Regions from separate parts of the Homo sapiens genome. Here regions 2 and 3 are each linked to region 1. A link is a loop called in an ENCODE intact Hi-C map of the cell type or tissue named here. Cell type or tissue: ascending aorta. All regions are shown on one strand. Links, peaks and the distances in the headings refer to the core of each region. The heading gives the core; the rest is flanking DNA. Region 1 overlaps TMEM131L (transmembrane 131 like). Region 2 overlaps TMEM131L (transmembrane 131 like). Region 3 overlaps TMEM131L (transmembrane 131 like).

Region 1 (7,838 bases), core at 1,821-6,820:
AAGGACCATGTTGAGCTTTTTAGAAAAAGATTCTATAAAGGGAAGAAGAGAAAACTGGGAGTTTGCCGACTTTATAAAATTCTAGGTGTCTGTTTTTTTGAGTTTTTATATTTTTACTCTTATGTAAAGAAAGTTTAATAGAAGCTGAATGCTTAGTAGTTTAGTTGATAATATAAATAAGCTGAATTTATCATAACCTCATTGATTTTACATTCTGAGAGGGTGCTATAATTTTGTGAAAAATCTTTATTGTGAGGCTGAGCGCGGTGGCTCACACCTGTAATCCCAGCACTCTGGGAGCCCGGGCTGGGCGGATCACTTGAGCTCAGGAGTTCGAGACCAGCGTGGCCAACATGGCAAAACCCGTGACTCTAATAAAAATACAAAAATTAGCCGGACATGGTGGTGAGCATCTGTAATCCCAGTTACTTGGGAGGTTGAGGCACAAGAGTTGCTTGAGCCTGAGAGGCAGAGGTTGCAGTGAGCCAAGATCATCATGCCACCGAGTTCTAGCCTGGGCGACAGAGGGAGACTCTGTCTCAAAAAAAAGAGTCTTTATTGTGAAAAGAAATTTTGATTCAGGACCTACTTTAAAGAATATATGTTATAGATTGGTAGATAGAATAATAGTAGTAGTAAGTATAGCTATTAGGATAATAATTCCAGTTCATAGGTTCCTGGCTGTCTAAAATATTTACTCTTCAGTAACGTAAAAAAATCCTATAGTCGATGCACATGGGGGTATGTTTACAGTTGTCCCTCGTTATCCACATGGGATTGGATCCAGGACCCCCATGGATACCAAAAGCTAAGGATGCTCAAGTCCTTGGCATAGTATTTACACACAACCTCCCATATACTTTAGATTATCTCTAGAGGCCGGGCACGGTGGTTTATGCCTGTAATCCCAGCACTTTGGGAGACTGAGGCAGGAGGATCACTTGAGGCCAAGAGTTCAAGACCAGCCTGCGCAACACTGTGAGACCCTGTCTCCATAAAATTTTTTTTAAAAATTAGCTAAGCATGGTGGTGCACACCTGTACTTCCAGCTACTCATGAGGCTGAGGCAGGAGGATCACTTGAGTCCAGGAGTTCAAGGTTACTGTGAGCTATGATCATGCCACTGCACTCCAGCCTAGATGACAGAGTGAGACCTTGTCTCAAAAAAACAAAAACAAAAAAAACTCTAGTTTACTTATAATGACTAATATAGTGTAAATACTATGTAAATAGTTATACTGTATCTCTTTTTTCTTGTGTTGTTATTTTTTGTGTTTTTTTTTTTCCCTCAAACACTTTCAATCAAGGTTGGTTGAATCTGCAGATATGGAGAGCCAACTGTATATGATACACTTTTGTTAATTAGCAATATACATTAATCTCTGGTCCTAATAGTCGCATGCTGAGAGAATGCTGAAAGTCTTTGATTTGAAAGGATTTCTGATTTTTAGATGGAATCACCTTTGGAGGACTTAGTTACGTTTATATAATACTTTATGGTTCCCAAAGTGTAATCATGTCCGTTGTCATTTGAGTTTTATATCAGTCCAGTGAAGACAGGCATTATCTGAGTCTGTGTGTATCGTTTTCAAATATCTCTTTGTTTGAGCATGTACTACAAATGTGTTCATACATTTGTTGCTGAGAAGGAATGCCATTTGCTCAAGGTCATTTCACTACAAGTGGTAGAATAAATCTTCTGATTTCTAAGAGCACTCATAATGCTATTTTTCTTGTTAGTGAGATCTGGAATATGATTATGAGAATTAGTCATTTTGCTGAAGTTAAAAAAAAAAAAAACCTCAGAACAAACTTTAGCCTAAATTAGAACACATTTAAGATTAGTTGAGTTTTACCTTATGTCTGACAAATGGTCTAATATATAGACATTAGAGTAAAACTTTAGCCTGAGGGTTCTCCTCCTGATTTCTTCGCTGTCCCAGTTCAGCTTTTGCTATGGTTTATTTTGATGTTGGCCTCGAGCAAATCCCAACCCTCTTCATAGCTTTGATTTTCCTGGGGGGTTGTAAAATCGGGATCTTGTTACTCGGTTGCCTTCTGCCTACTTCTTAGGGCTTATGTGAAGGGTTAATATTCTGTTGGTCCTGAGATAAAAAGTGCTAATCATTCATAGAGATTTTAATCATTCTTTTGTAGTGTTAAATTAACAGAGTATCTTCCAGTTGTCACTAGTGAAGGAAATTTATATCCTCATAACACTTTTAAAAATAGAATCTAAAAAATAGAATAAAAATAGCAGTGGTGACTAGGCTTCAGCTGGCATTCTCTGTTAGGTCTGGAGAGATTTCTGGTGGTGCAGTCACTGGCTCTGTAGCATTGCTGTTTTGCATTCTTATTTTCTCATGTATTTCTCTGATAGACATTTGTATTCTTAGAAACCTTGTATTTCAATTATGTACATGGGATATAAAGCTTTGAGGATAAGTATTAATAACTTTGATGATTGATATTATTTACTTGAAACCCAAAACCTCAGAAGTCCTTATTTATTTAATTTTAATTGTGGGAAGAAAGGCAGATACAAGCCCACTGCTCTGAGGTAAGGCTTTTCTGAAGTGACCCTTTATGTGTATGGTAGTGTTGAACATTTTTTAAAAAAATGGTATTACTTAAGAACACTTTGAAAAATCAGGATTTTAATCACATTGATGTTGGTATTTTATTTGTAATGGGATGTGAAGAACTACGTTTTGAAATACACATTGGATATATTAAACCTTTCGTTAAGACTAGTGATTAAAAGGAAGGGTGAAAGCCAAAAGAAAAATTCCAAGGATTTGATGGTAGTAATACAGTATTTTGGAAATCTCATTGTATATAAGAGAAGCAACATCCATTTCATGTTTCCTAAAGGATACATTTTTAATATCAAAGATTTTACCTAATTTTACGGAATTCATTCATTATGCTGATATTTTTCCAATTTTATTCCAATTATAGATATAATTCATTCAGCTTAAATTAGAATATAATTTTATTTCTAGGCCATCCGAATGACAGCTGTATATTTGGCTCTCTCTGCCACTGAGGCTATTAAAACTGAAGAAATGACTTTAGTGAAATTTTTGCTGGCTCCCTGTTCATTGCAACATAATTGAACAAGACTGAATTTGGTCTTGAGCAGTAGGAATCAGAGTTAAGTGATTAGAGGGAGCATTGTAGGTGGCTCCAGGTAGGTGGGCCTGAGCCCAGCTCCTTTCCTCTTGGCAATTCCTTTATCAGAGCCGAGACATTGGAGGTGGAGAGTGCTGCTGAAAAGAATGGGTATCAAACCCTTCATGAATTAGTGTATTTGCCACGGAGCAGGGATTCTTACTCTGAGGTTTGTGGAAGGTTTTGAAGCTGTGTATGAAACTTTTCGTAAGTGTATGTTTGTGGAGGGAAGAGCCAGAGCTTTCATCAGAGTTTTTGGAAAGGCTCATAATTTAAATGGATGAGAACCTCTGCTGCAAAGTGCTGCCGGATTTTCAGTTTTCTCAAAAGAATAGCCTTTAGCCATAATTAAGTTTTCCTTTTCTAAGACCTAATAAAATAACATCTCTTTGTGAGCTGAAAATACATACCTCCCCAAAAAGTCTCTTTTACTCAGAAAACATAACCCTAAGAAAAATTGGGTTTTTCTGTGAGTACAGTTTCTTACCTAAACATATTTTCGTTTGTTTCAATATTTTCGAATGAATATTTCAGTGAATTTTCATTCATACTTTCATTGAATTATTCAACATATTTTCATTGAATTAGAGACCCAGGTCCGAGAAGTGCCAGTGAGTGCCTACATGTGTTTTGTTTTGTTTTTTTGCAAGCATTTTAATGGCCTAGATGGGTTAAATTTTTCTAACACTGAAACCAATGGAGTGCTACTGTGGGTTGGCCTAAGCCTTATAAAATAAAGTTGTTTTTTGTTTTATGACTTTTGACTGTTGTGAATTGAATGCTTTATTACCAACACGATTGGATAATTTAACTTTGTGATGAACAGCAACAGCTTTCTGGGTTTAAAAATCTGTGTGTATATATATAATAATACATATATATGTATGGTAATATTTATAACCACACAATACATTGATTTTTCTCTTTGTTTCTCCTCCTAGGTTCCTGGGACATCCTGTAGCAAAGATTCTCCATGCTTACAACCCTAGTAGGGACAGCGAGGTTGTGGTGAATTCAGTGTTTGCAGCTGCTGGACATTTCCATGTACCGCCAGTTCCCTGCAGGGTGGGTGTTGATGGACTCCTGGAAACTATGCCGTGGCAGGCAGCCAGGTTTTCTTGCTTTCTTTGGCCTGAAGTTTTTACTTTCTGCTCCCTGTCTCCCGCTTTTTCTGGTACCCAAACCTTTTCCTTCTGTGTGTTTACCTTAGCATTTACTTTTCCAGTTGCTCATTTTTATAATTTTGGTGGCTCTTGATATCTACTGGGGCCGGGGGGAGGTGGGGGGTTGGGGGAGAGTTTGAAGGCTCTCAGCTGTGTAGTAATGTATGTATATTTAACATGGCTCTATTGTGACTAAGGAAAGTTTATATTACTTGTCTTGAAATGACTCCAAATTCTGAGGCATTTAGTAACTAATACAAGTTTATGGTTGAGACCTCTTCCATCTCTCAAGCCTACTAGGAAAGTTAGGTCTCCTTTCTAAATCCAGAACTGCAAGGTATAGTGAATGGCTCCTTGTAAAGCTGATTGGCACCATAACACAGAGCTCAAACTTAGTCTTCTAATAGTTTTAATTTCAGTGGTCTTTAACATTTAGTGAAGATCCTAATTGCTAGTAGGCTTTTATTTATTTTGCTTACTATGTCTGCCTGATATTATGTACTTAAAAAAAAAACTAGGACTAAGGATATGTTGTAAGGGGAAGCCCAATATTTGGTTTATGACAGTCTGTCTGGGTAAACGTTGTTCCTGATTTTTATTACATATCAACATGTTTGCACGTTGGTTATTGTCTATATTTAAGTAGAGATAGAACTGTGTTAGCTAAAGACAGTTGGACCTGTGGAGGTGGAAGAGGAGGGGAAGGAAAGATGTGAGACTCACAGCTCCAGTCTGAAGCGAAAGGATTCATCCTAAGTTAGTGGTAATATTTGCTATATCTAAGAGCAGATAATTGGATGCTGATCAGTTTGGGGATTCTTAGGGATTCATAATACTGATAAGGGTGCACAATATACAAATGTCTGTTAACAGAAATTGTCAAAAAAAGAAAGTCTGTGAAAGACAGTTTATCAAAGGAGGCCATTCCAAGTGGCTGACTGGGGACCTTTCTTTCAGGTAATTCCAGCAATGGGGAAAACTTCCTTCAGAATTATTTTCTTACCTACTGAAGAAGGAAGCATTGAAAGTTCCTTATTTATTAATACCTCTTCGTATGGAGTCCTTTCCTATCATGTGAGTAACTTTTTCCTTTTGTCACAACTTTGGTTGGTGACTTAACTGTAGGGGTGTGTGTGTATATTTTTAAAAAGACTTTTGGAAATGTTGTCACCTGGTTTATGTCGTTAAAATACAAGACTGTTAGTGATGTTAAAATCATCAGCATTCACCCTTTTCTGCCTGACATGCCACAGTTGGCTGGCTTTCCTACTGATGACGGAGCTATAGTCCTACTGTGGGTCTTTGGAGGATACTAGAACAAAGCAAAGCAATCTGTCACACAGTTTCCCATCATAAAATACAGAAGGCTTTCAAAACTCATGGCTCTCACCTCACGGGCGTTCAGAAGGAGGTGCTCTAAGGACAGTCTCTAGTGATTTTGCCTACCTTCCCTCTTTGGCTCAGGAATATTTCTAATTAGGAGACATTGATTGTGTGCTTGGAGGCTGGTTCCAAGGGAGCTCACTATTCATATCAAGGTACCAGGAAGGGAGCTTGAAGAATCTTGTTGCTATTCTCAGAAATAGGAATCTTTACCTTAAATGGTACCTGATATGGCATTTAACAAGATCTGGCATCAAGTAATTTAAGTTCCAAGATCAGTAATTTTTGTGGTTATTTCTTACTGGATTCCATTAAAGAGGTCCCATATCAGAAGAGTTGCCTACTTGTGAACAGATTTGCTACAGTGAGGAACATTCAGCTTAAATACAGCATTCTAATCTGTTTCATTTTTTATTTTTTAGTTTTTGAGGCAGGGTCTCACTTTGTTGCCCAGGCTGGAGTGCAGTGGTGTGATCAGGCTGACTGCAGCCACCTCCCAGGCACAAGCGATTCTCCTGCCTCAGCCTCCCACCACTGCCTGGCTAATTTTTGTATTTTTAGCAGAAACAGGCTTTCACCATGTTGGCCAGGCTGGTCTCAAACTCCTGTCCTCAAATGATCCACCTCCCTGGGCCTCCCAAAGTGTTGGGATTACAGGCGTGAGCCACCGTGCTCAGCCAGCATTCTGCATTTCTGAAACATTCATTGTGTTTTTTGTAGACAAAGATAAATAAAATAATTGGATTAGTAGAGTCTTGAAGGCCATGCTGATGAATACAGATTTCCTTTGGAGACGTGCTTTAGCATTATGGCAAATGTGTTTTAAAACTCTTAACAGAGGAGCAATTCTCTCTCTTTTTCCGCAGGTATCTGGAATTGGCACTCGTAGAATCTCTACAGAAGGGTCTGCAAAGCAGCTACCAAATGCTTATTTTCTGCTTCCAAAGGTCCAGAGCATTCAGCTGTCTCAAATGCAGGTCATTTTAATAGATTTACTTTGAATGCTGGTGGCCACCAAACTTTGTAACCTTCTCAGAATTGGTTATTTTACTATTTTCTGCTTTTTGAAAAAATTATATAGAAGTAATATACATATATAAAATATCAGTGGATTCCACCTAACTTCTTTTTAATGGCTGTGGAGTTCACAGTGTTGATATTCCAGAGTTTGCTTAATCTTATTGTTGGTCTTTTGAAATGTTTCCTGTTTTTCACTGTTATTACCGTTAGGCCATATACCTATTTTATAAGTTTCTTTAATTTTCCTTCTGAATCCTCTGTTTCCTTGGGGCATGTTTCATAAAGAGGAGAGATTCTTTAGTTAAAGACTGTGAACGATTTTGTAGAGCTTGTTAAATCTTACCAGCTTGCTTTTCAGGGAGGCAGCCCCCATGGTCACAAGTAATAACAGGCCCCTAAGGATGTCCTGCTTTTAGCCCTGCCCGGATGGGGCTTGGTGGGAAGAACTATTTCTGATGTTATAGTAGATGTATAATGATAAGTTTAAATTCTTTTAATATACATTTCATGAATCATTTTATAGGGTTGGCTACTTTTTCCCTTTGATTATCCATATTTCCTTGTAACTGGATAATTTTATAATTGAGAAAAGCTCTTGAACCAATATATTATGAAACTTACCTCTTCTTTCTGATTGGTAAATAAAGAACATTGCTTAGAATTTGTAGTCAGTACCATTAGTACCTGGGGCTTTCATTCATTCAGCGGTTTTCCTGAGCCTCTGCTTTGTGCCAGGCCTTGGTCTAGAGTTTGTATCTGCGTAGAGCCTACATTCCAGTTGGGGAGAAGAACCAAATTAATTTACCTCTAGGATTATATCTGGAATCTTTATCACCAAGTACATAATTCTTAGGGATCTTAAATCATATTTTTATTTTTATAAAATGGAAAAGCCCCTCCTTGCAGAATTTTAAGGAAGACTTCTTTTAATTTGCAAATTTATATTTGGTTTAAATCCTAAAACCAGGGGGCATGTGTTGAAAGGTTTTAAGCAGGAGACTGATACTGATGTGCTGTGGCTTGCATTTTTGGAGGGCCAGATGCCTCATCAGTGGAGATCTAAATATTGGAATAGAGACAGGTATTCAGAATACCTTA
Region 2 (7,838 bases), core at 2,035-7,034, 58 kb before region 1:
GATAGCACTAGACTGTCTCAAAAAAAGAAAAAAAACGCTTGGAGCCAGACCGTCTGGGTTTGAATCTGATGTCATACTGCTTAGCTGGTGACTTTTGGTGAGTTGCCAAACCTCTCCATGCCTTAGTTTGCCCCTCTCTCAAATAGGGGTATTGTTAATAGTACCTACCACAGAGTTTGTTTTGAAGATTACATAAATCTGTGTAAGGCATTTAAAAGCCTTGCATGTAAATGCTCTAATGTTACCTGCTATGAAGTTGAAAAGGTCATTTTCTTAGTGGTGGCTGCTGTGTAACAGTGATAAGGTTTCCTGATCTGGCTGACACCGTTCCCTGGCTTCCGGGTGACAGAATCCTTTTTTTAATGAGTTGTGTCTGAGAAGCTAGAATTGTTGTGGGTAAGGACCTGGGCTCTGGGTTTGAATCCTATCTCTGTGGCTTTCCAGCTATGTGATCTTGAGCCTCAGTTTTCTCATCTGTAAAAGTGGGCCAGTAGTACCTATCTCGTAAGGTAAGGATCCCAGGGGTTAGTCTATGTGAAAGAAACTGTTAATAGTGGAATTTGTAGTTGGCATCGCATATCAAGGTGTGTGCGTGCTTTAGCGAAATTCCATTCTTAAGAATTTCTTAAGGAAGTAGGATAAATTTACAAGCTGTATTTACAATTATATCCATCTGTTTATATTGGGGAAAAATTAGGAGCAACTTAATGTCCAATAGTACATCCATATGGATAATGTAGTACAATATTTGACAGAGAAAGGTGTTTATGATACTTCTTTACAGAAAAATTTTCTGTGGAGTCTGGAAGAATCTTCTAAAATATTCAGTGTTTTCATTTGCTAATGAGATTGTATTTTTTTATTATGCCATAAGGTACATTAAAAAGTAAGACATCTTGACTTGGGGAAACTCACAATAAGGGGAAACAGACGTTTAGACATAACTATCTTTAATATCTGATACAACAGTCTTATTGTCCTGAGCACCGTGAACCGAGGAAAGCCCCTTCTGCCAAAGTTTTCATCCTGTTGCAGACCTTGCCTATGGCTGTCTCACCTAAACAATAGGAAGTTGTCTTCTTGCAAATGAGGAGTGATTATGAGGCTATGGAAAATGGAAAAGCTGGAAAGTTCTTTAGCTAACAGCTCTCCGTCGGGAGCGCTAAGAGGGCCTCAGCACCAGTGGGCTTGGTTAGGGGGATATTTTAGACATTTGCTCTGAGACCAGTGCATTGGGTGACCTGCCGGGGCTCCTGCTCTGCCGGGTGTTCACCCTTTACCTGCGTGATCCGGGGAAGTGTGAGAGGGGTCTGGGGAGGGGCAGTAGCTATTCACCAAACTCTGAACCCAAAATATCTGAGACAGATCTGTACCAAATTAGAAAGTTGGTTTTATGGCCAGGCATGGTGGCTCACGCCTGTAATCCCAGCACATTGGGAGGCCGAGGCGGTGGATCATCTGAGGTCAGTAGTTTGAGATCAGCCTTGCCAACATGCTGAAACCCCATCTCTACTAAAAATACAAAAATTAGCCGGGCGTGGTGGTATGCACCAGTAGTCCCAGCTACTCAGGAGGCTCTGAGGTAGGAGAATTGCTTGAACCTGGGAGGCATCCTAGGTTGCAGTGACCCGAGATTGTGCCATTGCACTCCAGCCTGGGCGACAGAGTGAGAATCCGTCTGAAAACAAAAAAAAAAAACAAGTAAGTTAATTTTGCCAAGGTTAAGGATATGCCCGGAACACAGCCTCAGGAGGTCCTGTGCCCAGGGTGGTCGGGATACAGCTTGCTTTTATATATTTTAGGGAGACATGAGACATCAATGAGTAGGTATAAGGGGAGGGCAGGGGCTTCCAGGTCATAGGTGGGTAAGAGAGAAAAGGTTGCATTCTTTTGAGTCCTTGATTAGTCTTTGAGTGAATACACAATTTAGTCTGCCTCAGTGAATGCATTTTTACATAAACAATAGGTCAGAGGAAGCAATCAAATATGCATTTTTTTCAGGTGAGCAGAGGGATGACTTTCTGTCTCCACCTGTGAAGATGAGCTATCAGTTTACATTGCCAGGGTGAAATCCAACAGAACGTTCTGGGGTAAAGATCTTGAGGCCTACAAGGAATTTCCTTGTGGGTAAATTGTGAGGGAGGTATGTAACTTTTAAAATCTTTGTAGCTATCTTATTTAGGAATAAAACGGGAGGCAGGTTTGCCTGGCATGATTCCCAGCTTGACCTTTCCCTTGGCTTAGTGATTTTTGGGTACCGAGATTTAGTTTGCTTTCACAAAACAAGTGTGGAACTGTTTCAGTGGAGTAATGAGGATGTGGCTGTGCTGAGCTTAAAGGGGCGGATGTCAGCCCTGGCCAGAAAAGAAGTCTGAAGATGGATTCCTAGAGTGCCAACAAGGCCTCCGAATGCCAAGCTAGCCCCTCTCGAGGGCGGCGAGACCTGAAATCAGAAAGGCAGTTTCTTTAAAATAATCCCATTCAGAGTTGGGGCATCAAAATAGATTAGGCTATGGGTTTAACGGATAGGAATTCTTTAGAAAGGTATCAAATTATCCTTGCCTAAGCATTACTTCACAGGCTGGTCCTAACCTAGTTTTGCAAAACAAATCAAAACATTTTAAATCCATGGAACACTTTATTTAAACAGAATTTTCTGTAGAAGCCTGGTACAAAAATTAAATACGGGGCTGCTCCATTGCATCGAAAACGGGGAGGCCCACTGAGGCACAGGGATAGTTGCTTTTCCAGGACCACCCCCCTCATGTCAGTATTATTCAGCAGGGAACACAACCCGTTCCCCCAGCCCCACAGGGATTTCAGTAATCTAAGTCCCCTCTGCATAGGTCACTGTGACAGTGTCATTGTCATTCTCTTTGGTTTTGTTAGTGAAAGATTTAGGATTCAGTGTTTATGAAGACTTGTTTTGTTTTTGTTTGAGACAGGGTCTCATTCTGTTGGCCAGGTTGGAGTGTGGTGGCATGATCCTGGCTCACTGTGGCCCCACCTCTCAGGCTCAGGTGATCTTCCCACCTCAGCCTCCTGAATAACAGGTGTGAGCCACCAGTCTGGCTAATTTTGTTTATTTTTTTTGTAGACATGGGGGTCTCACTATGTTGCCCAGGCTGGTCTCAAACTCCTAGGCTCAAGTGATCCACTCGCTTTGGCCTCCCAAAGTGCTGGGATTACAGGTGTGAGCCACTGTACTTGGCCTATGAAGACTTTTTTTTTTTTGTTTTTGAGACAGGGTCTCATTATGTGGCCTAGGCTGGAGTACAGTGGCACGATCATGGTTCACTTCAGCCTTGAACTCCCAGGCTCAAGCGATCCTCCCACCTCAGCCTCCCTAGTAGCTGGGACTACAGGTGCGTGCCCTCATGCCCAGCTAGTTTTTGTGTTTTTTTGTAGAAATGGGGTTTTGCCATGTTGCCCAGACTGGTCTTGAACTCCTAGGCTCAGGTGATCCACCTGCCTCAGCTTCCTGAGGTGTTGGGATTACTGGCATGAGCCAGCACACCTGGCCAAGATTTTCGAAGGGAATGTTTTTGAGGACTTTGGGGAAAGTTTGTCTCCCCTCTGAAGGATGCCCGTGAGTGTGTGCTGCTGAGAGGATGGCAGAATGGCAAGGTGGGAGCATTCTGCAAGCATCATGACATCATTGAGCTACTGAATCAACCTTCCCTAGAACTGGCTTCCAGGACTTTGGGTCATATGAGTCATGTGAGAAAAATATTCTCCTCTACCTTTTTCTGAGTTAGGCCTCATGCTGCTTGAAGCTGAAAACATCCTGTTACACCTCGGTTTTAAGCACCCTCCCCTGGCCTCTGAGATAAGCCTCTCAGGAACCTGTGGCTCTCTAACCCAGTTTGAAACGTTTTGCTCTCCATAGAATTGTGTACCAGGAGAGTTATATTGATTAAATTAGGTCTTACATTTTATGTTATATATTCAGAGACATATATTTGTAGTCTGCATTTCAGGTAAAGCGTTTTCCATGTTGGAGGTCAAATCCCACGAGGTTCACGTATCTATTGCTGCTGCTTTACCCTGTTCTGGAAAAGAAAGTTATTTGCCTGCCGAACGCACAGACATGAGATTAGAAAGTGATGACAAGCGTTAATGCTTGGCTCTTTTTATCATAGACTATACTCTTTTCTACTCTATTATTTCATCTGTGTTTGTGTAACATGTATCTCACAATGCAGAAATCTTTTTTTTCTTTTTGTTATGAAAAATTTCCAAAAAAAAAAAAAAAAAAAAAGAAAAGTTGAGAGACTTGTACGGTGAACACCCAGATACACATCTCCTAGCTTCTACAGACATCCTTAAGGGTTCTGATGGCAGAGATCCGTGTGTAAGCATTTTGAAGTTTTTGGCTAAAGAAAAACGTTGTGTTCCGTTCTTTTTTTATTGTGTCGGATTTAAGGCACAGCTCCTGTTCAGCCTGCCTGCTATTCTCTGAGTTTATGTAAGTTTGAGGAGGTGGGTGGGAGAAGATGTAGGAGGATGGAAAATGAGCAGCTTGCTTTATTCACAAATGATGCTTGGTAGGCTCTGGACAGAGCCAGGGGTTTGGGGGAGTCCTGAGCATGGTGCCCTTGATCTGCTCTTGCACCCTCTGAGGCTGAGGGGCCTGGGAGGAGCCCTCCTCTGCTGGGAACTTTTCCTAAAAGCCCACTTACGGACAGAGAGGCAGGGTTTACAGCAGCAGAGCCAAGGAGGGCTGAGGCCAGCTTCCTTTGCTCTCCCACTCATTCCCAGCTCGCTATTTAATTTGACATCCTGGAACATGTGTTTCAGTGAATTGGTTCATAAAAATGTTTTTTGCAGGATTCTGGAATAGAGGCTGCACATTCTTTAGATACATGGCTAATCGCACTATGTGAGAGAGCGTGTGGGTGTGTGTGTATTTTTGGAGGTGGGTAGGGAAGTGGGGGGTGAGCAGAGTTCTTTCAAGCTCTCTCTTCACAAGATGCAAATGTTTTTCCCCTTAGGGTTTATAGAGAGTGTGAACAATGAGGAGTTGAGATCCTGTGGCCCTTTGGTCCCCAGGGTCTTCTCATTCGGCCCTACTGAGCAAGGCTGGCTTCCCATTTGCTCTCATCTTTTTCTCCTTCAGTCACTCTGGAAACTAGTAGTTAGGAGCTGGAAATTGAGAAGCTGCCATTTAGGAGTTTATGCAACAAATGCAGAGGAGAGTCTGTTCCAGACTTTGCAGTTATATCAACTTAGAGCTTTTGCCAACCTTTCTTGGAAAAAAACCCACTGGAATTAAGTGAAACTTCACAACACTGCACAATGTAGCCAATTCTGCATTTGGGGTATGTAAGCCTGGAACTGTGGGAAGCTGGAAGTTGCCCCTTAGTATTAACGTTTGTTTTTGTTGTCCTTTTCCTTGAATGTAGTCTTACGTAGAGAACTTGGACAGCCTGTCATTTTCCAAAACCTCTGTGGCTCATCCTAGGCACAACTCATGTCTCTCCTTTCTTCTGTTAGTGTTTAGGGATGGGCCAGGCCTGAACTAACCGTTTCAGGGCTCCGAGGCTGCGCCTTGTAACTTGTGAGCACTGGTTCTGGGCAGTCGCCTCCCTGCGGTTAGTGGTGCCCAGCCTCCAGTCGCTGTAGCTCAGACATGGCCTCGGGAGGTTTGGAGGATGCCCAGCGCTTGTCTGCCCATTGTTGCTGACCTGCCGCATTGTGTGATATGGCTCCATGTGCACATCTTCCATGGATTTATCAGTCTTGACAGGAGTCTTCCACTTTCTGCCAGTGATGAAATAGATCTTTATGATTTTTTTTTTTTTTTTTGAGATGCGTCTCGCTCTGTTGCCAGGCTGGAGTGCAGTGGCACAATCTCAGCTCACTACAACCTCTGCCTCCTGGGTTCAAGTGATTCTCCTGCCTCAGCCTCCCAAGTAGCTGGGACTACAGGCACGCGCCACCATGCCCGGCTAATTTTTGTATTTTTAGTAGAGAGGGGATTTCACCATGTTGGCCAGGATGGTCTCAATCTCTTGACCTCGTGATCTGTCCACCTTGGCCTCCCAAAATGCTAGGATTACAGGCGTGAACCGCCGTGCCCAGCCCCTTATGACATTCTTACCCTGATTGGTTATTCAGCTTCAGCTTGAGCACTTCACGTGATGGGAAGTTCACCTTTGAAACTGACTTTCCATTTTTGAGCCTCTCTCATTGTAAAGATGTTCTCTGATTTTGACTTCACATTTGCTCTCTTTAGTCTTCCACCGTCAGATCCCAGTCTCACAGACTTGAGACAGTTATCACATCTCTTCTCTAGGTTGGTTTTACCTAAATTTTTTTTTTTAACTCGCCCAGGCTAAATTATTCCTCATGTTTTTCAGTCAGTCCTAATGTTAACTTGGTCAGAACCAACCTTCCTTCCTCCCTTCCTCCCTTCCGTTCCCTTCCGTTCCCTTCCCTCTGTCCCATCCCTCCCTCCCTTCTTTCTTTTTGCAAGAGTAGATAGGGTCTCACTCTCTTACCCAGGCTGGAGTGCAATGGTACAATCATGGCTCACTGCAGCCTCAAACTCCTGGGCTCAAGCAGTCATCCTGCCTCAGCCTCCCATATAGCTAGGACCACAGGCTTATGCCTCCCCACCCCCAGCTAATTTTTATATATTCCTTTGTAGAGACAGGGTTTCTTTATGTTGCCCAGGCTGATCTTGAACTCCTTGGGCTCGAGTAATCCTCCAGCCTCAGCCTCCCAAAGTGCTGGGATTACAGGCGTGAGCCACCACACCCATCCCAGAACTTTTTTAGTTTAAATTTTGCCAATAGTGGATAGAGTGATTCTGTTGAGATCTGAATGGTGCCCTATGTAGTGAATCCATTTCTTTTTTGGTCTGGACTCTACTTATTTTAATGAAGCCCAAGATTTCATTAGCACTTCTAGTAGCAGTGTCTTTCTACTTGGATCGTGTTATTTTATGGCCAAACAAGATCAAACACAAACAAAAACCTTTGGGTCCGTCATCTTCTTTTTATTTTAATGGGAACTGCTAACTTCTCTTTCTCAATATACACTTAAGTAATGAATTGCCTTCTTTAAAATACAAATATTTACATTTGGCCTTGTTAAGCTTTATCTGGATGATTTAGAACTATCTTAGCCTATTGAGACCAAAGAAACACACACGCTCACACACGCGTGCATGCACACACACACAGGCATGTGCACTTTTTTCCTAGTTGTGAAAATCGATGGAATGACTACATGGCTTAGTCTCCTCTTTCTCCAGAGACGCCGTTTAATGATCAGATAGAAATTTAAAAGGTTAATAAAAACCTATAGTGAAGAAATGCTATCAGTTGATAATAGAGTTAAAAAAAAATTCTGGAAGATAGAAAGTGGATAACTGATAGAATATGGTAACTGATGAAAGTGGAAGATTAACAGGGTACGCCAAGTACCCTGCACAGTGGATTTAGAGAATCCCACCAAGCATATTGTGAAATTTTAGAATAGCAAGAATAATGACCATACTGGATGCTTAACTAAAGAAGTGGGACTTATAATGCCCACCTCACAGGGGTTTTGCAAGTTTTTTTTTTTTTTTTTTTTTGAGACGGAGTCTCGCTCTGTCACCCAGGCTGGAGTGCAGTGGCGCGATCTTGGCTCACTGCAACCTCTGCCTCGGGTTCAAGCAATTCTGCCTCAGCCTCCTGAGTAGCTGGGACTACAGGCGCGTGCCACCACACCCGGCTAATTTTTTGTATTTTTAGGAGAGACAGGGTTTCACCGTGTTAGCCAGGATGGTCTCGATCGCTTGACCTCATGATCCGCCTGCCTCGGCCTCCCAAAGTGCTGGGATTACA
Region 3 (7,838 bases), core at 1,166-6,165, 68 kb before region 1:
CCCAATTAATGTTTTTGGAACCATTGTTTTAGCATTGTCTTTGCAACCAATTTATAAATGATATGAGAAAAAGTCTTGTTTGCTTATTGTAGTCTTTCTCAATGTTTTCTCCCAAAGTTTTCTCCCAAAGTAGTAGGGATGTAGTTTTTATTTTTATTATTTTTATTTTATTTTTATTTTTTTTTTGAGACAGAGTCTCGCTCTGCCACCCAGGCTGGAGTGCAGTGGCACGATCTTGGCTCACTGCAAGCTCTGCCTCCCGGGTTCATGCCATTCTCCTGCCTCAGCCTCCCGAGTAGCTGGGAATACAGGCGCCCGCCACCACGCCCAGCTAATTTTTTGTATTTTCAGTAGAGACGGGGTTTCACCATGTTACTCAGGATGGTCTCAATCTCCTGACCTTGTGATCCGCCCGCCTCGGCCTCCCAAAGTGCTGAGATTACAGGCGTGAGCCACCGTGCCCGGCCATAGGGATGTAGTTTTTAAAGTCTCCTGTAAGCATGAAAATTCTTTGGAAATTAAAAAAAAAAAAATTCAGGCCAGGTGCAGTGGCTCACGCCTGTAATCCCAGCACTTTGGGAGGCCGAGGCGGGCGGATCACGAGGTCAGGAGATCGAGACCATCCTGGCTAACATGGTGAAACCCCGTCTCTACTAAAAATACAAAAAATTAGCTGGGCGTGGTGGCGGGCGCCTGTAGTCCCAGCTACTTGGGAGGCTGAGGCAGGAGAATGGCATGAACCCGGGAAGTGGAGCTTGCAGTGAGCCGAGATCACACCACTGTACTCTGACCTGGGCGAAAGAGCGAGACTCTGTCTCATTAAAAAAAAAAAAAAAAAAAAAAAATCAGCATTTGTTGAGAATTTAAATACTACTCACTGTTGATTCGTTTTTATTATGTTCCAAAAATCTTCTAGTACAATTTATGTTTCAGGAAGGTGGCCATATTTAATTCATTGCGTTGCCTTCTCTAACATACATGTACACATCCCAGTTTGAGAAACATTGTCCAGTCCCTATTGTTCTTACCCAGTTTGTTCAGGTATTTTATTTGGAAAACATGGCTCCGAATGATACATGCATGTTGGATTAAAACTGAACTTCTTCTGTAGGAAAGATGATTTGCCCCCCTGTGAAGTGCCCAGATACCCACTGTTGCATTTGAAGGTGGATCCCAGAGAATAGCCTCAGTAAAAGCATAGTCATAGTGTGTGGCCTGCCAAGTGAACCATGTAAAATGTATATAGTAAATAATTCATATTGATATTGTGCCTTGTACAACATTGACTTTGAGGGTTGTAACTACCTTGTGGATGTTGCTGCCACTAAATTATTTACAGTAAAGGTTCTGTTTGAATTACAATCCAAACAGTGTTCGATTGGTAGTTATGACAGGTGTATGTAGTATGCATTTTTGGTGGAGTAATTCTTCTAGGATTGTAATTAATCCTGTTTCTTCAAATCAGGTCATGTTAATCCACTTAATCCATAAAAATTGGATTTAAGTAATTGCCCTTGTGTAAACCTTATGGTTTACAAAGTGCTTTCACATGTATCTTCCTTACATAACCAGGTGGATATGTGGTAGTATTCCCATTTTATAGATGAGGAGACAGGTTCATCAAGGTAAAACAATTTGTTGAAGGTTATAGAGCTATGAAGTGACAGAACATGTGCGTGATCCTAGGTGTCCTCTCTCTGTAAGTGCATACTTGTCTGCTTTGGAGTGGAAAGCCACTTTCCCAATTAGATGTACAGCTGTCTGTCGAAGGAGACTAAGTCCGAGATTAACGGATGGAAGCAACTGAATACTTTCTTAGGCCCTAGTATTATATGGTTCCTAGCAAATCCCTGAAAAAAAAAGAGCATGACTCGTGTAAGATAGACCCAGGGTTGGTCCTTCAGTAATATTTTACTGTATGCTAGATAACTTCTTTAGTTTTATGCTAATTCTAAGTGTGGATTATCCACAGATATTCAGCTACATAGCTTTTGAAATGTGGAAAATTTAAATCTGAAATATTGGGATTAGTTTGTGGAACACATGCCATTGTAATGTGTGCTGAGAGGTTGCCTTTAGAGGAGCTGTCCTGTCAGCTTGCTTTGCTTTGGGATTATTTTCAGCAGCAAGTAACAAAACCCTGACTCAACCAGCTCAAACAATAAAGAATGCATGATGTCACTTAACAAGAAGCCTGGAGGCAGGGTGGTTCTGGGTTGGTTTACTCAGCAGGTTAGTGTCAGCACCTGGGAGCCTGGTTCTTCGGACCTGTCTGTTCTGTTGGACTCTGTGTGCCGTGCAGCTCCCCTCACGTTTGCAGGAGGTCTGTGTGCTTCACAGCCTCCCAGCCTCCCACCTGAACATCCAAAGGCAGGTTAAAAGAACCCCTGGCTACTTTCTCAGAAGTACTCCCCAGCAGACTTCCCCTTCACATCTTACAGGTGGGTCTGCACTCACCTTGAACCACTCACCCACCCACGCCTGTGGAGTGGTGGAACCACGTGATCAGCTCTGTCCTGCAGGGTTTAGTCATAGGGAGCACAACCCGGCTTTGCCTAAGTGGGAGGAAGGGAATGGGCAGTGGGAAGGCCGACAGCAGTGTGTGCTATGCTGAGTGCTATGCTGGGCCACCTGAGCTCAGCGAGAAATGAGCGGTCTAGGGCAGTGTTTCTCGAAGCCTGGTCCAGGGACCTAAATCAGCATCGCTTGGGAACTCGCTAGACTGGCCGGTTCTCAGACCCCACCCCAGACCTGGTGTGAATCAGAAGCTCTAGGGGAGGAGCCCAGAGATCTGTTTTAACAAGCCCTCCAGGTGGCTCTGATGCACGCTCAAGTTTGAAAACCATTGGCCCAGGGTGAGGCAGCTCAGGGACCATGTTACAAAATATACTTTTTGTGGAGGATTAAATAATGAGAGGTAGAAATAGTCTTGTAGGTAAAACAGTGGGTGGAAATTGGGAGATGGTTGCTTTTCAGCCTGACTTACCACCACTGGCCCAGGATTTTATCAAACCTAGAATCCGTACGTATTCTCTTCATAGGGTATGGAGTGTTAGCTGGTGGATCGAGTGTGTCCGAAGAAGTTCTGCTGCAATGATGCACATGGGGGTGGGGTTCCAGGCTGAGCTTTGGTGTCCACCTATCAGGGTCTCATATGTCCTGGCATGCCTGGTAAATAGGTGGGTTAGGCCATTGCAGGTCAGCTTCCAGGGGAGGACTGAGGAACCTTCTGAGGGAGAATTCATTCATTATAAGGGAAGTAAGTTTGGCAGAAAACCTTGGCCCAGTAACAGAAAGTCTCAGTTGTTGGATGGGAGTGGCCACTCACAGCACAGGGTGGTATGTGTATTCAGATCTGTCTCCTGGCCCAGGCCCCTGTGGAGCTGCACAGGCGTGTGTGTGTGTGTGTGTGTGTGTGTGAGAGAGAGAGAGAGAGAGACACCCTCGTGGGCCTGTGGCTGAGCTGTATGTGTGTGTGTGGGAGTGTGCGAGAGAGAGGAGCCAGGGACAAGGAGAGAGACCCTTGTGGGCCTGTGGCTGAGGTGTATGTGTGTGAGAGAGAGTGAGAGAGACAAAGAGACAGACAGACTCTGGTGGGCCTGTGGCTGAGATGTGTGTTTGTGAGTGCGAGAGAGCAGACAGGGACAAAGAGAGAGACCTTTGTGGGCCTGTGGCTGGTTGTGTGTGTTTGTGTATGTATGAGAGACAAGAGAGACTCTTGTGAGCCTATGACTGAGGGGTGTGTGTGTGTATGTGTGCATGTTGAGAGAGACCCTGGTGAGCCTGTGGCTGAGTTTTGTGTGCGTGTGTGTGTGTGAGAGAGAGACCGAGACCGTTGTGGGTTTGTGGCTGAGTTTTGTGTGAGAGAGAGAGACCCTGTGGGCCTGTGGCTGAGTTGTGTGTAAGAGAGAATGAGGGTGCGTGAGTGCACCAGTGTGAGTGGGGTTGTTGGGGCATGAGGAAGGATATTACTTAAGGCAAAACTGAAAGAAGTGTTCTAAAAATTCTGTGAGAAACTGGGGTGGGCGGAAGCAGCACGGGGCACTGCCCACCCCAAGGGGACTTCCACACCCCGTCCTGCAGCTGGAGGGCCAGGGCTGCCTGTGGGAGGAGTGGGGACCGGGCCCTGGTGAGGGCAGGGCCCAGAGGAGGCAGCCGGGAACTTGGAGAGAAGGAACAAAATTGGGACAAGGGCCTGGGCCTGGGATAGCCCAGCCTGTTGTGTGCCACTTACAGGGGAGAAGGGCCTCCCCAGCCACACAGCAACCCGGGGATTCCCTGCGGCTCTGTTGTGGTGGAGTGGGAGCATTTGCCAGCTGAGGGGGCTGGATGGAGTAGGGCAACAGGAAGCAACTCAAGTTCAAGTGTGGTGTATTAATTTCCCAGGGCTGTCTAACGAAGTGCCACAAACTGCGCGGCTTTAGAACAACAGAATTGTATTCTCTCCTCACAGTCCGGTGGCTGGAAGTCCTCTGTCAAGCCGGCAGGGCCACGCTGCCTCTGAAACCCTCGGGGAGTCCGCCCTCGCCTTTTCCTAGCTTCTGCGGGCTCGCCGGCAGCCTGTGGGGTTTCTTGGCTTGCAGCTGCGGCACTCCAGTCTCTTGTCGCACAGCGCTCTCCCTGGGTGTCTCCGTGCTTTCACGTGGCTGTCGTATAAGGACACCAGTTATATTGAAGCAGGGGCCCACCCTACTCCAGTCCAGCCTCATCTGGACTAATTGCATCTGCACCAACCCTGTTTCCAAGTCAGGTCACATTCTGAGGTACTGGGGTTAGGACTTTGACATATCATGTTGGGGTTGGTGGAGACACAGTTTAACCCATAACACATAGTCCCCAGCGAGACTCGTCTGTGAGCCCTTGTGAATGTCCCTCACTTGTTTTCCTTGCCCTCCCCCAACACCAGGGCTCCTGAGAAACGCCTTTTTGGTATTGGGCTGGTGATGTGTGAAGCGATCCACTGTGAAGCTTCCTTCCTGAGAGCTGCACAGACCAGTCTACGGCAGCTTTGGACTCCTGGGCTCCAGCCGCAGCTGCAAAACCCACGCAGTTTCTTCCCAGCTCATTGAACCTGGCCTTTTGGTTGAATGGATTTTATTTCTGAATTATTTCTTTGTGTATCTGTAGGAGCACGTCCAAGGAAAATTCTTTATTTTCACAAGATTGTGAGCACTGGGGAGAAGTATTTTTTTCTTGAGACAGAGTCTCACTCTCTCACTCAGGCTGGAGTGCGGTGGTACGATCTCAGTTCACTGCAACCTCTGCCTTCCAGGTTCAAGCGATTCTCCTGCCTCGGCCCCCTGAGTAGCTGGGGTTACAGGCATGTACCACCATGCCCGGCTAATTTTTGTATTTTTAGTAGAGACGGGGTTTCACCATGTTGGTCAGGCTGGTCTCAAACTCCTGACCTCATGGTCCACCCACCTTGGCCTCCCAAAGTGCTGAAATTACAGGTGTGAGCCACTGCGCCTGGCCCAATTTTTTTTTTTTCTTGCGGAAAATAAGTGGGCAGATTTAATAATGAGCAAATAGGCAAAACCATGAAATCAAACCTCGTTCCTTGTGTCAGAATTCAGAAAAAAGCGACTAATGTAACTGGTGCCAGGCTGTGTGTGCTGTGGTGTGTCTCTGTATGTGAGTATCTTAAACTTGTTTCATTATCAGTTTAATTTAGCAAATGAATACGAGTTGATTCCCAGGCTGAAGCAGGTCTTGGTGGGCCATTCTGTTGGTTTGCCAGGAGAATCCTTTTGTTATTTCCTGGAAATGCTTGAATCATAGATGAGTCTCTTCCTGCGTCCGTGTATTTCAGCTGCAGTTTTCCAAGTGTGTAATAGTGCTGTCCATAAGGAATAGCTGCTGTTACTGTGAATTGAAATACTTAACAGGTCTACTTTCAGGTGGATAAATGTCACATCCAAATTGCGTGTTAGTTTGACTTTCAGGTAACTTAATTAGCAGATTCATGTTTTGGGAAAATCTGATCTGTGATCCTGAAATTGGTTACAGTTGGTGTAATTCGTGGGTAATTAGGCGCCTTTACAGTGACTACTCTAGTCATTAGAGGGCTGGGGTAATTTGAGGTTGAAATGTGAGAGTGAGATGGAGAAGGCACTTGCTCTCTAGTCCTTAATCTTTTAATCCATTTAACCTGGGTTGTAAATTCAGGCCTTATTTTAATTTGAAAGTATGTTTAGGGAGCTGGGAAGGGGTTTCATTAATTCACCACTTTCAGGTAATATAGTTAGGAGAGGGAGGTTATTCCTAGTTGTTTATTTGGGTAAACATAAAGTTATTGTGAGTACTGGAAGGGCTCATGAAAGTTATGTTGCTCCTTGTTGGAAACAAAAGCTTCTAGATTTAAAAAATGAGCGGCCGGGCGTGGGGGCTCATGCCTGTAATCCCAGCACTTTGGGAGGCCGAGGCGGGTGGATCATGAGATCATTAGATCGAGACCATCTTGGCTAACATGGTGAAACCCCATCTCTACTAAAAATAAAAATATTAGCCAGGTCTGGTGACATGGGCCTGTAGTCCCAGCTACTTGGGAGGCTGAGGCAGGAGAATGGCGTGAACCCGGGAGGTGGAGGTTGCAGTGAGCCGAGATCACGCCACTGCACTCCAGCCTGGGCGATAGAGTGAGACTCTGTCTCAAAAAAAAAAAAAAAAAAAAAGAAAGCCTAAAACCCAAAGAAAAGCACCACAAAAACAAGACCCCGTTCAGAGATGTGTCATATAGGTATTGTCCGTGTCGAAGTCAGAAATACATTTGTGGCATGTGGAATAGGCTTTATGGACACACAGATATCAAGTAACCTGATCTCTTGCTGAGTTTAAGGCCTGTCACGTAAATGCACACTGCTTACGTTTTCTTTTTATTTCCACTTTTGAATTGGGGATAAAAGGGGAAACTGGTGAAGGAAAGACATGTTCCTAGAGAGCTGAACACCTGTAATATTGACTAATAGAAGGGAAGAGAGTAGGTAGGAAGTAAGTGCAATAGGAAACTGGTAAACAGAGAAGAGAAAAACCGTGTTTTGAGATGGATTGGAGGCATTTTTTGTCCACACACTTGCTTTGGGGATTTTTATTAGGTAGACGGTAATTAGAGGTGTCAGTCATATGAAAGTAAATCACTAGTCTTTCGTATTACTGTTTTCTCAGTGGTCCTTATCAGTTTTTTTTGTTGCTCTGTAATCATTCATATGGTAAGACTTAACTTTTAGTCATGTAAATTTGTTTAGGGACAATTTAAACTATTTTGTCAAATTAGTCGTTTTATTCCAAGTTGTACGTCTTATGCATTTATTTAGTATAGTGAAAGCCTTATATACACATTTAATATAATTAGTCTCTGGATATTTGGATTATTTTTTAGTAGTACTTTTTTAGAGTGTGGGTTTTTTCTTTTCTTTTCTGTTTTTGAGACAGTGTCTGGTTCTGTCACCCAGGCTGGAGTTCGGTAGCCCAGTCTTGGCTCACTACAACCTCAGACTCCCGGGCTCAAGCCATCCTTCCACCTCACCCTCCTGAGTAGCTGGGACTACAGGCACTTGCCACCGTGTCTGGCTAATTTTAAAATATTTTTTGTAGAGACAAGGTTTCATGTTTCCCAGGCTGGTCTTGAACTCCTAAGCTCAAGTGATCCACCCACTCCCCAAAGTGTTGGGATTGTAGGCAGGAGCCACCACACCTGGCAGTTTTTTCCTTCTTGTTTTGAGATGGGGCCTTGCTCCATCACCCGAGCTGGAGTGTAGGTAGCATGATCATAGCTCGCTGCAACCTTGAAATCCTGGGCTCAAGCGATCCCCCTGCCTCAGCCTTCCAAGTAGTGGGGA

The links. A loop is a pair of places that touch in the nucleus more often than their neighbours do. Peaks named below come from ENCODE experiments on the same cell type or tissue, not always from the same donor. Only the 100,000 strongest peaks of a DNase experiment are listed, where the experiment ranks them.
Region 2: it touches region 1 in a loop (2.6-fold over the local background); 16 of 110 quality-filtered maps call a loop at or near these places.
Region 3: a loop joins it to region 1, with 2.7 times the contacts of the local background. A loop is called at or near these places in 13 of 110 quality-filtered maps.

The regions. Positions count from the first base shown.
Region 1 is chr4:153,551,672-153,559,509 of GRCh38, forward strand. TMEM131L (transmembrane 131 like) reads left to right here. Exons shown (of 35, transcript NM_001131007.2): 5 at 4,116-4,239; 6 at 5,295-5,411; 7 at 6,587-6,697. Among named protein-coding and RNA genes, the nearest start is that of TMEM131L, 89 kb to the left of the region's middle. In ascending aorta, for the core only: no CTCF peak of the experiment used is centred there; a DNase peak (open chromatin) is centred at 4,270; H3K4me3 peaks cover 1,481 bases; H3K27ac peaks cover 4,767 bases.
Region 2 is chr4:153,493,639-153,501,476 of GRCh38, forward strand. All of the region lies in intron 3 of TMEM131L (transmembrane 131 like), which reads left to right. Among named protein-coding and RNA genes, the nearest start is that of TMEM131L, 31 kb to the left of the region's middle. RefSeq lists enhancers at 817-1,814, 4,056-4,135. In ascending aorta, for the core only: no CTCF peak of the experiment used is centred there; DNase peaks (open chromatin) are centred at 4,678, 4,956 and 5,607; H3K4me3 peaks cover 1,322 bases; H3K27ac peaks cover 5,000 bases.
Region 3 is chr4:153,484,301-153,492,138 of GRCh38, forward strand. The region is part of intron 3 of TMEM131L (transmembrane 131 like); the gene reads left to right. Among named protein-coding and RNA genes, the nearest start is that of TMEM131L, 22 kb to the left of the region's middle. RefSeq lists enhancers at 3,243-3,292, 3,303-3,352, 3,503-3,622, 3,723-3,792, 3,973-4,142 and 2 more. In ascending aorta, for the core only: no CTCF peak of the experiment used is centred there; DNase peaks (open chromatin) are centred at 2,201, 2,661, 3,361, 4,581 and 2 weaker places; H3K4me3 peaks cover 1,841 bases; H3K27ac peaks cover 4,605 bases.